Regions from separate parts of the Homo sapiens genome. Here all the other regions are linked to region 3. A link is a contact called in ENCODE Hi-C or POLR2A ChIA-PET data. All regions are on one chromosome and are shown on one strand. The core of a region is the stretch at or near the end of the contact, and the rest is flanking DNA. Distances in the headings are between cores, read along the strand shown. Region 1 has its middle 39 kb from the start of NEK6. Region 2 holds the start of NEK6 (NIMA related kinase 6). Region 3 holds the start of DENND1A (DENN domain containing 1A). Region 4 has its middle 60 kb from the start of NEK6.

Region 1 (3,796 bases), core at 618-3,117, 290 kb after region 3:
ATAGCAGAGACCAAGCTGGGCACCCCCCACCCACCCAGACACAACAGTTGGCCTCTGCCAGGCTGCAGCCTTGGGGCTGCAACCAGGAGGGCCTGGGAAGCTCAGGCCCAGCCCTAATATGGCCACCCAGAGGCTAGAGAATCCCTCTAGGTTGCTCCTGGCTGGCTGGGCTTCTTCCCTTCCTCAAGACACCAGTCACTTCATGCACCATTCTCTTTGCCTGGAATGCCCTTCTCTACATTTTCCTTTAGGGCCCAACACCAATGTCACCTCTTCTGGGAAGCCTTCCCTGACCACCCACCACACACACACACACACACACACACACACACACACACACACACAGAGAGAGAGAGAGAGAGAGAGAGAGGCAGGACAAGACAGCCACAGACCTTCATCATGAATAGTGGCATTCACTGTGACAGTGGCGTTCATCCAGTGCTTCATGTTTATGAACTGCTCTGCATGGATGATCTCATTGAATGTTTACAAAAACACAATGTGTGGTTCTATCAATAGCTTCATGTTACAGACGAGTGAACCAAGGCTCAGAGATGAGCAACTTCCCCAAGGTGGCATAGTCAGAAAATGGCTGAGTGGGGAGTGTGACCCAGGTCTGACTCCACAGCTAGGTCATTGAACCATGCACTATCCTCTGAGACTGGGATGGGATCAGTGTTGTGCAACTTGCCTGCTCCAAGGAGGCTGCATTGTGACCCTAGCAAAGCTTCATTTTCAGCCTTGCCCTTCCCAGCACCCCTGGAGTAGCTGGGAGCTATAGAGTACTCTAGGGAGAGAGGGAAACCAGCTTGTAATGAGGAAGCATTTCCATGTAAACATTTCTGGTAAACTGTGTGAAGGGATCTCAGAAGTATCTCCAAGCCCTTGATACTGTCTTGGGTTTTGTTTTCTCCTTCTAAATAAATGCTTTTGAATCTAATTTTGTATTCTGTTTCTACAGATGGGGCTTCCAAAATTGAAAAGCTTCAGACTTCACAAATCCTAGGTCCACCCTGCGGTGCCCTGTGACTTAACCACAACCACTGCACTGCCTGGGCTTCCCCAGCCCTCTCCAAGGCCCGCTTTCACTGTACCGGGGTTTTCTATTTATGGATCCGCCCTGCTACCCGCCACTCCCACAACCCCCACCCATAGATGGGCCATGAGCTCCTCATGGGCAGAGGGCGAGCCCTGGTTTCTTGGTACCCTAGGGACTGCTTGGTATATAGAAGCCCAGGACAGATTTGTTACATGAGGGAATAAAGGAGTAAATGAATGAGTGAATGAATGAATATGGGTCCCTTCAATGCCATCAGGAAGTATGAGAGATACAACTCCAGCTTTAAAACTCCAGGTCAGCTGGGTATGGTGGCTCACCCTTGTAATCCCAATACTTTTGGAGGCTGAGGTGGGCGGATCGCTTGGGCCCAGGAGTTCAAGACCAGCCTGGGCAACATGGTAAAACCCCATCTCTACAAAAATTAACTGGGCGTTGTGGCATGCACCTGTCATCCCAGCTACTCGAGAGGCTGAGGTGGGAGAATTGCTTGAGCCCCGTTAGTGGAGACTGCAGTGAACTGTGATCGCACCACTGCACTGCACTGCAGCCTAGGCGACAGAGTGAGACTCTGTCTCAAAAAAAAACTCAAGGTCCATCTCCCTGTGTGCCAACCCTGCATGGGTGTTGAGGGTGACTGACAATTTGGACAGGGTTCAGCTGAAGCCAGTCTCTAGCAAGGAGGCCCAAAGCCCCTCCGGTCACTCTGCTCCCTACAGAGGCAGCACTCTAGGCCCCAGGCCTGGACCTCAAGGCTGCAGCAGGGCCCCTGGCCGCCCCCTATAGCCTTGGAAGCCCCTGAGAAGAGGCCCTTCAGTGCAGCTGCAGCAGGTCAGACGCCTCCTCTGGAGAAGAAGGAAGTGAAAGTGCTGTGGTGGGTGAGTCATCGGAGTGTCCCTCTGGACGGATTGATGCCATGAGTGGCATAAGAGGGACAGGCTGGGAGGGAAGAGACACCAGGGTTAGGAGCCCTTTTAGTATCCTCCAGGAAGGCCCCACCTCACCTCCCAGCCCCTCCCAGACACAGGGGTCTTCAGCTTGGAGAAGAGAATGCCTTGGAGATGCCATCTTTGTCCTAGTCTCTGAAGTGGGTAGAAATTAGACAAGGTCCACAGCAGAGGGGGAAGATGGAGTCAGATGGGGAGGTCACAGAGGCTAACTGGTTGCCACCAGGGCCAGGCTCTGGTGGGCTGGCTGCTGCCTGGCAGTAGTGATGGCCAACAGCAAGTAGGGTGGTCTCCTGCCATGGGTCAGGATGTGGATTCTGGATTTGAACCTCATGTCCTCAAACCCCAGCTCTGCCCCTCATGAGCTGCAGGATCCCAGGCAAGTGGCTTCCCCTCTCCTTCCTCTGCTGTCGAGTGAGATCATAGCACTTAATGCATAGGATGAGCAGGGCATGATTAGATACATTACTGTATGTAAAGTGCATAGAAGAGTGCCCGTTCCCAGGAAACCCACAATAAACAGTAACTACTGTATCAGGCAGCATCTCATCAGGAAGCCTGAAATGCCCTAGGTTTTGAACAGAAGGGATTTAATACAGGGGCTTGTCTTCCAATGGAAGGACTGAGAAACAAAACAGGGAATGGTGCAGCCGCCCAGGGATAGGACTTTGCAGTCATATTCTACTTCCTACTGATGCTCGTCCTCAACCTAGTTGCTTTATGTCTCAGAGCTTCAGTATTTTCACATGTAAAAATGGGAATAAAAAGGACCTTTTTTAATTTATTTTTTTATTTTTTAGATGGAATCTCCCTCTGTCGCCCAGGCTGGAGTGCAGTGGCGTGATCTCGATTTGCTGCAACCTCCGCCCCCTGGGTTCAAACAATTCTCCTGCCTCAGCCTCCCTAGTAGCTGGGATTACAGGCATGTGCTACCACACCCGGCTAATTTTTGTATTTTTAGTAGAGACGAGGTTTTGCCATGTTGGCCAGGCTGGTCTCCAACTTCTGACCTCAGGTGATCCGCCCACTTTGGCCTCCCAAAGTGCTGAGATTACAGGTGTGAGCCACCGCGCCTGGCCGATATTTTTTTTTGAGACAGAATCTCACTCTGTCTTCCAGGCTGGAGTGCAGTGGCGCGATCTCGGCTCACTGCAAGCTCCGCTTCCCGGGTTCAGGCCATTTTCCTGCCTCAGCCTCCCAAGTAACTGGGACTACAGGCGCCTGCAAGCACGCCCAGCTAATTTTTTGTATTTTTAGTAGAGACGGGGTTTCACTGTGTTAGCCAGGACGGTCTCCATCTCCTGACCTCGTTATCCACCTGCCTCAGCCTCCCAAAGTGCTGGGATTACAGGCGTGAGCCACAGTGCCCGGCCGATATTTTGTTTTTAAGAATGAAATAGGATAATGTAGGTAGAGTGTTTGGTAGAGTACTGGCTCAGCGTAAGGACTCAACAATGATCCTAGCAATCGCTTATGCAACACGCTAGTTCTCATGACAGTTCTATGAAGCAAGTACTGTGATCACTATGACTCCTATTTAACAGAAGAGAAAACTGAGGCATGGAGAGATCAAGTCACGCAACTAGTAAATGGCAGAGCTGATCTGAACCAAACTGTTGGGCTCCTAAGTCCCACCCTTAACCATTACACTATGCCCCCTTCCCATTTCACCATCAACAGCTCTCTCCCCAGTCAGCCTCACTCAAGCTCAACGCCGCTCTCCTTCTCAGAATTTTACCCAGGGCCTCCAACTCAGATCAATAACCAGCATCTGCTCCCAAGGGTAACACCT
Region 2 (3,703 bases), core at 472-2,971, 330 kb after region 3:
TAGATGTGTCGGGTGAACCAATGACTGAACTAATGTTTGCTGCATGAATATGGCCAGTATCACAAATCCTCTAGTAACACTGCAATACGCTGTCTCAGAACTTCGATTTCTTTCTATTATTTGTTGCAGTGTTTATTTCTTCTATTTAACTTTTCAATCTGTCTGACATTTATTGTGGTGTATATCATGGGAGGCAAGGCTGTAAACAGATCTCCAGCTAAACGGCTAAACAATTTGCAGAACAATCCATTTCCTCCCCATTGGTTTGTGATGTCTGCATTTTCATCCACAAGAGCTGGGACCAGGCCCGCTCCTGTGGGCCAGCTGCTGCCTCGTCTGCCCTCTTGTTCCAGAAGCCCAGGGCTATGCTGTTCCTGAGGCAGGGCTGCCTAGTGATTGGCCACACAGGCACTGGAATTAGACAATCTGCCGTGCACTTTCCAGCTCAACCACTTACCATCTGGGTGACTTTGAACAAAAGAATTTGCTTTTTATTGTTGTTGTCCAGGTTGGAGTGCAGTGGTGCGATCATAGCTCACTGCAGCTGCTAACTCCTATGCTCAAGAGACCCTCCCGCCTCAGCGTCCCGAGTAGCTGGGACTGCAGGCAGGCACTACCACACCCAGCTAATTCTTACATTTTTCTGTAGACATGGGGTTTTGCTATATTGCCCAGGCTGGCCTCAAACTCCCAGCCTCAAGGCATCCTCCCACCTCAGCCTCCCATAGTACTGGGATTACAGGTGTGAGCCACCGCACCCAGCCTGAAATTTCATTTCTAAGCCTCAAAGCCCATCTGTAAAATGGGCACAAGGGTAACGTTGGCACACGTGGTGGACGCTCCGTTGGTGTCATTATTACAGATCACGGCCAGTTGAAGCACTTCCACTCATTTGGCAAACAGAAGCCAGACGGGCATTCACCCTGTGCCCAGTACAGTGCTGCGCCCAAGCAGGCAGTCAGTGTCCCTGGCTCCAGCCCTCCTGGGGTGCAGCACAGTTTTGAATGTGGAGGGGAGGCAGCAGGGGTGGAAACAGCCCAGCCAGGAGCGGCCGCTCTCGGTGCGGGGAGGAGGTGAAGTGAGAACTGAGCTGCTTGGGTCTCAGGGAGGCTCTGACTTCTAGAGGGGGCGTTCAACATTCTTTAGTGGGGACTTTTACTACTTCCAGAAACCTCTGCACATTGGCTCTTGCTGGTCCCCCGGGGGCCACAGGAAGTGGGAGCTCCAGATGAAGAGTCGCTGGCACTTTGAGGGCAGGGGGCAGGGCCTTCCCCTCATCGGAATACTCTTGGAGCCTACTTCAGTGCCTGCATTCAGCTGGTGCACAATAAGTGCTTGTTACTGTGCCAATTTCAGTATGACTAGGGCTGTGGTAGGAGCAATGCTAGGCGATGGGGAATCCGAAGACGCACAGGAGTCCAAGGGTTGGCTGACTGCAGACCCTCATCATAAGTCTAGAGCCGGAGAAGATGGGGAGACGCCGGCCTGCGCCCTGTGAGTCTGGGCCTCAGTCTTCCCATCTCTGAAATGGGGAAGGGGTTCCTCGGCCGAGCGGATCGGCCGCAGAACTCGGCGGAGTCGAGGGGTCCAGGCCCAGGAAGGACGCCGCCGGGGCGCCCCCCGCCCCTCAAGCTTGCGTGGCGGCAGCGCGCACGAGCGCTGGGGGCGGCGCGGCCCCGCGGCGGGGAGGGGCGGGCGCGCGGGCGCGCGGGCCCGCGCAGGCGGTGGCGGCGGCGGCGGAACCGAGCTGACGGGCGTGCGGCCGCTGCGCCGCAAACTCGTGTGGGACGCACCGCTCCAGCCGCCCGCGGGCCAGCGCACCGGTCCCCCAGCGGCAGCCGAGCCCGCCCGCGCGCCGGTGAGTCGCCTGGGGCTGGGGCCGGGCCGGTGGGGCCCCGCGGCCCGGAGAAGGGCGGGGGCCGGGCGGCGGGGCCGTCACCCCCAGCCGGGCCGAGGGCGGGCGCGCGCCCACGGCTCCGCGGGGGAGAGCGGGAGGCGGGCGCGAGTGTGGCCGCGCGGGGCTGAGCGTGTCGGCGGCCGGGCGGGCGGGGGCGGCGTGTCCGCGTGTCCCGGGGTGTGCGCGTCCCCGGCGGGTGTGCGTGTGCACCCCGGAGCGTCTGGTGGCGTTGTTGGGGTGAGTGCGTGCGGGGACGCGGGCATGGCTCCCCGCTACCCACTTCCCGAGTGGGGACGACGGGCGGAGGAGTGTGCCGGGCGCCGCAGGGAGTACGTGCGGGTCTCAGGGAGTGTGTGTGTGCACGTGTGTGCATTCCAAAGTGATTTGTGTGCAAGCACATGCGTGAGCCTAGAAGGGCGAAAGTATGCCTGTGTGGGTGTGAGTATAACGAGTGTGCAGGGCCGTGCGAGCGTGTTTATTACTGAGGTTGAGGGGCCGGCCCCCTTTGCGCCCACCAGGCCTTTGCACAGTGATGGCCCCCGAGCCAGGGAGCCCGTGGAGAGAGAAGCGGCCTGGCATGGGCTGGGGGTCGGGGCTGGGCCTGATCCGGTGAACCAGGGGCCAGGAGGGCAGACTCAGAGCCTGGCTGGGCCTGACAGAGGCAAAGGTCTTAGAGCCAGGCTGCGGCAGGGCCACTGGCAGGACCCTCTCTGCATACACAGGCTGGGCGAGCGGAGGCTGTGGTGGGCCCCTCGGCCGGGCACCCGAGGACGTGTGTTTTCCTAAATATCCTCCAGGCTCTCCTGTCTTTGTTCTTGTCTCTCTCCAGCCAGGCCTGGGGGGCTGACCCTAGACTTGCCTGTGTATGTGGGGGCCTCTCTGCCTGCCCTGCTAAGTAGACGGATCTTTTGATTTATTTATACCTCTCCTAGGCTCCAAGTGTGAATCCCAGGACAGTAACAAATTGATCACAGCGGGCTTGGGACACCAGCTTCCGAGGTCTGTCCTTGCAGTTTTGACTGACAGGCTTTTGTGTGTGTGCGTGCTCTCTAACTGTTGAAAATCTTTGCAGCTGAAAGTCTTAATTGCTTTAAGGCAAACTTTAGAAATTCCAGAGCTCCCTAGTTGGTCTGACTTTTCCAAATTCAGCTTGCCTTTTTTGGGGGAAAATGTCGCCTTAGTTTGGTGTACAGTACGTGCAGGCAGGTCTTGGAGGCACGTTTAAAAACCCTGTCGTTAATGGAAGAAGAATTTCATTGAAAGGGACGCAGAGCCGTCTGGAAGCGCCTGCCCCGGACTCAGCGAGTTTGGACTCAGCGAGTTTGAGCTTACCGAATGAACTTTGGACGTCTTCTTTTAGCAAACAAAACCTGGAAGGAAGCAAAAAAGACCCACATTCTTTTTCTTTTTTCTCCTGAAAATGAAAAAAAGAAAACACCTTCTGGGTTTGCTGGAAATGCCCCCTCTCCTTCCCCCATCAAGGCCAAGCCCTCGCTGCGTCCCCCACCCCCAAATAAAATATGCCTGTGGGGAGCCGTGGAATGAGTCACTCCCTGGCAGAGAGCCTGACGGGCAAACATTTGGGAAGGTTCTTGCCTAACTTCCCAGAAGAAAAGGCCCAGGATTTAAAATGGTCCCTGTGGTTTGTCAGCCTCTGCTGTCCCGTCTGCTTCGGAAATGACTAAAAAGTAGTTTGTATCTCCACAAAATAAAGTCTCAGACTGAAGGCCTTAGACCCAGGTTGGTCTGGATTTAGAGCTGTTTGGGTTTCCAGAAATGGAGCGCCTGGCTTTAACTGGTGGCATT
Region 3 (3,572 bases), core at 840-3,339:
GTTTTTATCACAGAGTAGTCTAGTTTCAAGATCAATAAGGCTATTCTTCATACTCATTTCACGCTTAATACAATTCCATGCCTTAGTAAATTCCCTAACCCAAGTGCTCAGAATTAGCGATGGGTTCCACAAAACACATTTGAGAAATGTATTTGTCAACCTGCTACCTTGGAGAGCAACAGAGAGATTTGATGGCTAGCCATCTGAACTTTTACTTGCTGGATTTTAATACTGGTTCTGACACTCACTGCTTCATGTCAGGCAAGTTTCTGAACTTTTCTGTAACAAGAAGGGTAAGTGTCCTCACGCATACTCTGCAACTCTAAGTTGGCTTCTGGAAAGTGTTTCTAAGTGCTATTGAAATCCAAGTTTACAACTCTTACTTGGAAGCAGGAGCTAAACTTGAGTGCCTCTTTAATCCCAATGTTTCACAAACGACATCTTTTTACCTCCCAAGCCTCTCAAGCTCTTGTTTGGAGCATGCTTCTAACTTTTTTCTCATTTCCACAAAAATAAAGATTTAACAGAGTGTTCATGCGACTCTTCCATTTTCATTACCATAAGCAAACTTTTCTAGTTTCATTCAGCAGATGTCTCAAGGCTGCTGCAGCGCATCTCATACATATTTTGTAAATGAGAAGCCTAACCACACGGGGGACTGCAAGGCTGGGCAAGGGTCACACTGCACGGGCATCACCTGGACATGAGATGCAATGTTTGAATAATTATTAGTTTCACCCTTAAGGCCCTTCTCCTTTCAAACTTCCCTAGTACAATTCTCAAAATGCTGAAATAAACACATTCCACAAACTTTCTTGTAAGAGGGTTTAAAGTGTCCTAGGAAAGTTGTTTTACAGAAAAGCCTATGCTGTCAACTTTGCTTTTTAATGCCCTTAAACAATTCTATTAGTCACAGAGGAAAAAGTGAACATTTGTTAGTAATTAGAGATAAAACATCTCCAGTTCTGGGGCAGAGGAAGGGAGAGGCCACAAGAGGACCTGGCTGGGAGGGGAGATAGAGTCGAAAGCCACACACCCAAATTGGACCGCTTAAGAGTTGCACTTTCCAAAGTCAACTTCTAAGTCTACAAGGACAGCAACAATGTTTCAGTGGATTCTGAAGTTACATGTATCAACAATTTCCCCGGAAAGCTAACCCTCCACCGGGAACTCCAGGTGAATGAATGAGTGAGGGAATTCGCCAGATTGAGTTACAAAGCCTTTCCAACGATTATCAAGAGCAGGTGCTCGGTTACAACACAGAGGTATCCTCCTTCACAGCCTTTGGACCTTGCTGCGTGGAGATTTTCACAGATAAGAGGGGGGAAATAGAGAGACAGGCCTTCCTCCCCGGCCATCCACACCTTAGGTGGCCACACCATGAGCGGCCCCTCCCTCTAAGAACCTCACGCGACTTCTGTGGGGGCCGCAGGCCTCAAGCGGCCAGGCTGCAACCTCTCCGGACCTGCCAACTTTCAGGGGCGCCCCAAACATGCCCAAACATGGGGAGGTGCTTCCGGGGCTTTCCCACTCCCCTTCCCCACAGTTGAAGGACCATTTTCAGGGGCTCTCCGTAAACCCGGGGAGGGGGCCGCCCTGTAATCTCAGCTGTTCCGACCCCCAGGTGAGGAGGGGACACCTGACCCCCGGCGCCCTGCCACCCCGCGCGCACCCCGCCCCCGCGCCTCCCTGGATCGCCATAGCAACCGTCCCCCTCCCCGCGTGCCGGCGTCACGCGGGGCGCCCCTCTGGTCTCGGCAACAAGTCCCCCGCGCGGCCCGCGGCCTGCAGCCCTGGCCCGGCCTCGCCGCCCCGCGCCCGGCCCGGCTCCGCCCGGCCCGGCCGCACTCACTTGATCCTGGAGCCCATGGTCCCCAGGCCTCCTCATGGGCCCGCGGGCCCCGCTCGGCGCTGCGCTGCCCGCCCGCCCGCGGCCGACCGGCCTCCCTCTGGCGCTCTCCCCGCCCCTTCCTCCCTTCCCTCAGGCTGGGGCCCGCCCGCTCGAGGCTCGCTCCCTCGCCGCCGCCGCCGCCTCCAGGGGTTAATGTACTCGCTCCAGCCCGGCGAACGCCATGGTCGCCGGCGCGCGTGCCCGGCGCGCGCCGCCCCCTCCGCCTCTCACCACCGCCCCTCCCGCCCGCGCTGCCGCCGCCGCTGCCCGCTGGGGCTGCTGGGAAGTGTAGTCCGCTCGCGGGGGCGGGGCCGTGGCCGGTGGGGGCGGGGCGGGAGCGCGGTCACCCGCACGTCTCCCAGGGCGCGGGCCCCGGAGGACTCTGGCGTTCCGTTGCAGGCCCTTACACATCTGCACCCCACTGCGCCCCGCTGGAAACCTCCACTCACAGCCGCCCTGAAGAGACCCTAATCCTCTCATGGAGACCCCAAGCCCTCCCGATGAAACCGCCACCAATCCTCCCATTGGAGGCCTCCCACCCAGCCTCTCTAACGGAGAGCTAATCCCCCGCCCAGGCCTCCATGAAAACACGTTTTCCCTTTAACATCCCGCACCTTCCAGTAAGTTCCGTGCAGAACCTCTTCTCCATCACACCGTCCACTTCCCCATCTGAAGGCCTTTCCTCTTCCTTTCCCCTTAGAGCTTGAAGGAGACCCCACATACCTACAGGAAAGCCACCTGGGGGCTTCGTGGACCCACGTGGTGGCTCAGCTCTGCCCTCCCGCTGAGGACCTCTGCCTCCCTTTATCAGCCGTTTTGGGAACTCCAACATCGAAGCCTCCTGTTAACACAACAGTCCCTGATAGAGATTAACTCAATGCAAATGAAAGGATTTGAGAGCCGAGATCACCAGCCTGCTACCTACCCCTGCTCCCCCTTGGGATTCACTTCCATGAACACCTCAATTTCATCCCCTCTAGGGCCAGAGGGATCATAAAGGAAGCAATAATCACAGCTACCATTAGCCACCCTTTAATGAGCGGGTGAGTGCCCTTTCTGCATCAGACACAGTATTTCCGTACATCATTAGTGCCAATCCTCACAATAATCCTGTGTTCATCTCCCTAATTTACAAAGAGGAAACTGAGCCACATTCCCAAGGTCACATAACTAGCAACGAGTGAAGAAGCCAAGATTAGTGTCCAGACTGAATCATTCCAGACACCTGTGACATAGTCATGCTTTAAGGTGGCACCTTTGGCCACAAGTCCAAAGACATTTTTAATATTAGGCTTTTTTTCCTTTTTTTTTTTTTTTTTCCAATTTTCTGTCCCGAAATGCCATTCATCACTTCTGCCATTTTAGTTCTTATAAATGCATGGAGTGCCTCCCCACCCTACCCCCACCCCATAGCCTCTACGTAACTGGTCCTGCGTCCTAGCTCCCGGCCAGGATGGGAGGAAAGAAAGCCAGAAGATAAGTCGTAGAAGACTTCTTCTGTTGGAGTCACCTTCTGAATAAAGATAGTTTCTCCCTTTTGCCTCTGCCTTTAGGTTGTTGAAGTCAAAGGGTAAACTTTTTAAAATGAAAACCAAAAAAAAAGTGAAAATGTCCAAACTGTCATTTTGAATTTAAAGTCTTATGCACCCAGACACCAATACCGACTTGTAAACACCCCCAG
Region 4 (3,708 bases), core at 509-3,008, 270 kb after region 3:
AGAATCACCTTAATACCTAAGCCAGACAAAGATACCACACAAAAAAATGAAGCTACAGGCCAATCTCTATAATGAACATCGATGTAAAAATCCTAATAAAATATAAGCAAGCCAAAATCAAGAACACACAAAAAAGACTACATGTCATAACCAAGTAGGGTCTATTTCTGACAGGCAAGACTGGTTTAATGTGCACAAATCAATCAATGTGGTACGTTACATTAACAGAATGAAAGATAAAAACCACACAATCATCTCAGTTGAAACAGAAAAAGCACTTGACCAAGTTCAGCATCCTTTCTGGATAAAAACTCTTAACAGTTTTGGCATAGAAAGAAAGTTTCTTGACATAATAGAGGCCATTTATGAAAAAACCACAGCTAACACCATAATTAATGGGGAACAATCAAAAACTTTCCTACTGAAATCTAGAACAAGGCAAGGATGCCCACTCTCTCCACTTCTATTCAACATGGTACTGGAAGTATGAGCAAGAGCAATCAGACAAGAAAAAGAAATAAAAGTCATCTAAATCAGAAAGGAAGAAGTAAAATGATCTCTATTTGCAGATGACATGATTCTATATACAGAAAATCCCAAAGATTCCACACAAAAAAACCCTGTTATATCTAATAAATAAATTCAGCGAAGTCATAGGATGCAAAATCAACACACAAAAGTCAATAGCAGATCTACACAAAAACAACAGCCTAGGTGAAAAACAAATCAAGAAAGCAATCTTATCTACAAAGGCATTAAAAAAATACTGAGGAATAAATTTAACCAAGGAGGTGTAATATTTGTATACTGAAAACTAGAAAACATTGATAAAGAAATTGAAGATCTAAATTAGTGGAAAGCTATTTCATGCTCATGGATGAGAAGAATTAATATTATTAATATCTGTACTCCCAAAACAATGTACAGATTGAATGCAATGAGGTCAGGGGGTTTAATTGCAAGTAAAAAAAATAAAAGAAAGAAAGCTTCTTCAAAACAGCCCAAGAAGAGAAGGGAATTTATTAAAACAGGAGGGTCCCAGAGATCCAAGGCTGGACATGGAGCAGCTTCAGGAAGGCAGGAGTAGGGACCCAGAAAGTTGTCAGGAGATCTGGAGGTAGTGTCTTAGGCTCCTTGTGACTATCTCTCTCTTTATCTCAGTCTTCCTTCTTATTTTCCTTCCTTTCTCTCTCCCTCTCCCGCTCCCCGCCTTGTCTCAGTATCTCTCCTGCATGACTGCCTCTTTCTATCTTGTCTCTGCCTGTCTCTGTCTCTCCCTCCCATAACTGCATTTCAACCTTTCCATGATTGAGTCTTCTCTCTGCCATTCTATGAGCAAGTGGCCAAACACAGCCAGTCCAGCCCAGCTTTATGCCTCCTTTCAAATAACCAGCCAGGAAGGCAACCCAGTATCCCTGATTCTCAAAGCCAAAGTCACAGGAGAAAGAAGCTGATTGGCTCAGCTCAAATCAGCCTGCACCTCTGGTCTAATCAGCTGTCGCTAGGGGAGCAGAGAGGTACAAATATGGCCCCTGAGGTTCCACCTAGGGGAGAGGAGGATACAAGAGAAGGGAGCTGGAGGGCTGGCCAGGAGCACAGATGCCCACCACACCTGCCTGCCCAGTTGGACCCTCTCAGAGACGGGTTTTGACCTGAATTGAGCTTTGGTCCTCTTGGCCCCTTGGCCACGGTCACGTAGACTGCTAGCTGAGCTCCATTCCCTTCATATCTGCACATGGTACTTCCCGTCTCTGAGTCTCTGCTTCCTCATTTGTGAAATGATAGTAACAGCCCCTCCCAGTGGGGTGGTTGCAAGACGACATGAAGTTGTGTGGGCAGAGGACCCAAGGCCTTGCTGGCCACAGTGACTATGACACATCTGAATTCCCTAAAGTCCTACAGTTCCCGTGGTCCTCGCCTACCTGCCCCACTCCTCCCTTCTTCCCCTACCTCCACCATCTTCCCCCACTGCCAGTACGGCCCCAGGATGCTTGTGGTTACAACCAGTGAGATCTACTGCCCTCTACCACCACCCACATATCGCTAATTTGAGAAACGCACACCAGGGTGTCTGGGTTTAGCTGTTGAAACCACACATTCTGACCATCTTCTCAGTCCACTGAGCCTCCGTGGTCAGCCTGGCTGAGCTCTTTGTGGACCAGACATTGTTCTGCGGTCCCCACTCTAAAATCAGGTGGGGGCAGCATTAAGGAAGCCTTGGTGCCTATAGGATATCAGACACCCCAGATGCCTCAGGGATCTCCTTGAATGCTGCGCTACACACTATGGACAGATGCAACTGTTGATGTCATTTCTTTTTTTTTTTTTTTTTTAATTTGAGACGGTGTCTCGCTGTGTCGCCCAGGCTGGAGTGCAGTGGCGTGATCTCGGCTCACTACAACCTCCACCTCCCAGGTTCAAGTGATTCTCCTGCCTCAGTCTCTCAAGTAGCTGGGACTACAGGCATGCACCACCACACCTGGCTAATTTTTGTGTTTTTGGTAGACGGGGTTTCACCATGTTGGCAAGGCTGGTCTCAAACTCCCGACCTCAAGTCACCTGCCCACCTCAGCCTCCCAAATTGCTGGGATTACAGGAATGAGACACCACACCTGGCCCGTTTCTTCTTATTTTTGTTATTTTCTTATTTATTAAGCCAGCGTTCCCCGCTGCCTACTCTCTTCTTACTGGAGGCTGACCACTGGGGACTTCTGTATCTATGGAAGATGTGGGTGTTGAACTTGGGAACCTCAGGCCATGACATAAGGCTGAACAGGCCTCACCATGTCCTTTGGGTGCAAGAAGATCACGTGGAGAGGCACATCCAGCACCCAGCCCCAAGGCCCACCTCCTTGTCCCAGAACCCTAGTCTACCACAAATCTCCCACCTTCTGCCCCAACAAGAGAGTTCGGGTTGTTCCCAAATGGAGTCTTCCATGGACCTATGAATCTGACCAGGGCACCTCAGCTGGGCTGGCCTCTGAGCATGTTTTTTGCTTTTTGTTTTCTTTTTGAGACAGAGTCTTGCTCTGTTGCCCAGGCTGGAGTGCAGTGGCATGATCTCGGCTCACTGCAACCACTGCCTCCCAGGTTCAAGCGTTTCTCCCAGGTCAGCCTCCAAGTAACTGGGATTACACTTGCCCACCACCACACCCAGCTAATTTTTGTATTTTTAGTAGAGCTGGGGTTTCACCACGTTGGCCAGGCTGGTCTTGAACTCCTGGTGACCCACCTGCCTTGGCCTCCCAAAGTACTGGGATTACAGGCATGAGCCACCGCACCCAGGCCCTGGCCCCTGAGCCTTTGCTGCACCAGCCTCTGTTCCACACAGACCTTTCCTGTGCCTTGACCCAGCGCCAGACCCTTCCTGACAGCTCCAGCCCCTAAGACCTGGGCAGCTCCTGGGTCTGTGATGGAAAGCTTTATGCTCACTCAGGAGGTCTCTACCTGGAGGTGCTTAAGCCCCAATGCAGAAGTTGATGAAGCTGCTTTCTAAGTTCAAAAACCTAGAGCTAGCTTTTCCCTTGGGTGCAGCACACACCTCGGCAGGAGGATGGGGTTGGGGGTTCAAGTCCCAGCCACCACCTCAAGTCTGGAACTCTCCTTTTTGTTCAGGCCCTATTGCTTACTCCAGAATCCATATTTTCTCATGGTACATTTCCCCTAGGAGGCCCTGCAGCCACCCACGCCACCCCACGACCCAGCTTC

The links. Hi-C counts contacts between places; a loop is a spot of excess contacts on that map. ChIA-PET counts read pairs that join two places held with the same protein, here RNA polymerase II (POLR2A). Pooled maps may share reads with other maps.
Region 1: a loop to region 3 is called in a pooled map, with 3 times the contacts of the local background. The contact joins the enhancer-like site here to the promoter of DENND1A in region 3. A Hi-C loop is called at or near these places in 7 of 37 single-sample maps with no recorded cell type and 10 of 50 pooled maps.
Region 2: a pooled map shows a loop between it and region 3 (6-fold over the local background). The contact joins the promoter of NEK6 here to the promoter of DENND1A in region 3. A Hi-C loop is called at or near these places in 4 of 37 single-sample maps with no recorded cell type and 9 of 50 pooled maps. POLR2A ChIA-PET finds 5 or more read pairs at or near these places in 1 of 52 experiments (GM10248).
Region 4: a map with no recorded cell type shows a loop between it and region 3 (9-fold over the local background). The contact joins the enhancer-like site here to the promoter of DENND1A in region 3. A Hi-C loop is called at or near these places in 8 of 37 single-sample maps with no recorded cell type and 10 of 50 pooled maps.

What each region holds. Positions count from the first base shown.
Region 1 is chr9:124,216,949-124,220,744 of GRCh38, forward strand. No RefSeq gene overlaps it. Among named protein-coding and RNA genes, the nearest start is that of NEK6, 39 kb to the right of the region's middle. RefSeq lists enhancers at 83-162, 1,072-1,231, 1,802-2,161. Within about 2 kb of position 1,868, at least 16 of the 41 ENCODE cell types and tissues checked have a DNase peak (open chromatin) inside an H3K27ac peak, as active enhancers do.
Region 2 is chr9:124,256,228-124,259,930 of GRCh38, forward strand. NEK6 (NIMA related kinase 6) reads left to right here and starts at 1,722. Exons shown (of 10, transcript NM_014397.6): 1 at 1,722-1,858. It overlaps LOC613206 (a long non-coding RNA gene), which reads right to left. Exons shown (of 2, transcript NR_149024.1): 2 at 2,983-3,267. RefSeq lists silencers at 1,742-1,871, 1,932-2,301 and an enhancer at 2,339-3,284.
Region 3 is chr9:123,928,037-123,931,608 of GRCh38, forward strand. It overlaps DENND1A (DENN domain containing 1A), which reads right to left and starts at 2,090. Exons shown (of 24, transcript NM_001352964.2): 1 at 1,853-2,090. The coding sequence starts at 1,869. RefSeq lists enhancers at 947-1,026, 962-1,647, 1,277-1,476 and a silencer at 1,827-2,316.
Region 4 is chr9:124,195,778-124,199,485 of GRCh38, forward strand. No RefSeq gene overlaps it. Among named protein-coding and RNA genes, the nearest start is that of NEK6, 60 kb to the right of the region's middle. Within about 2 kb of position 1,759, at least 9 of the 41 ENCODE cell types and tissues checked have a DNase peak (open chromatin) inside an H3K27ac peak, as active enhancers do.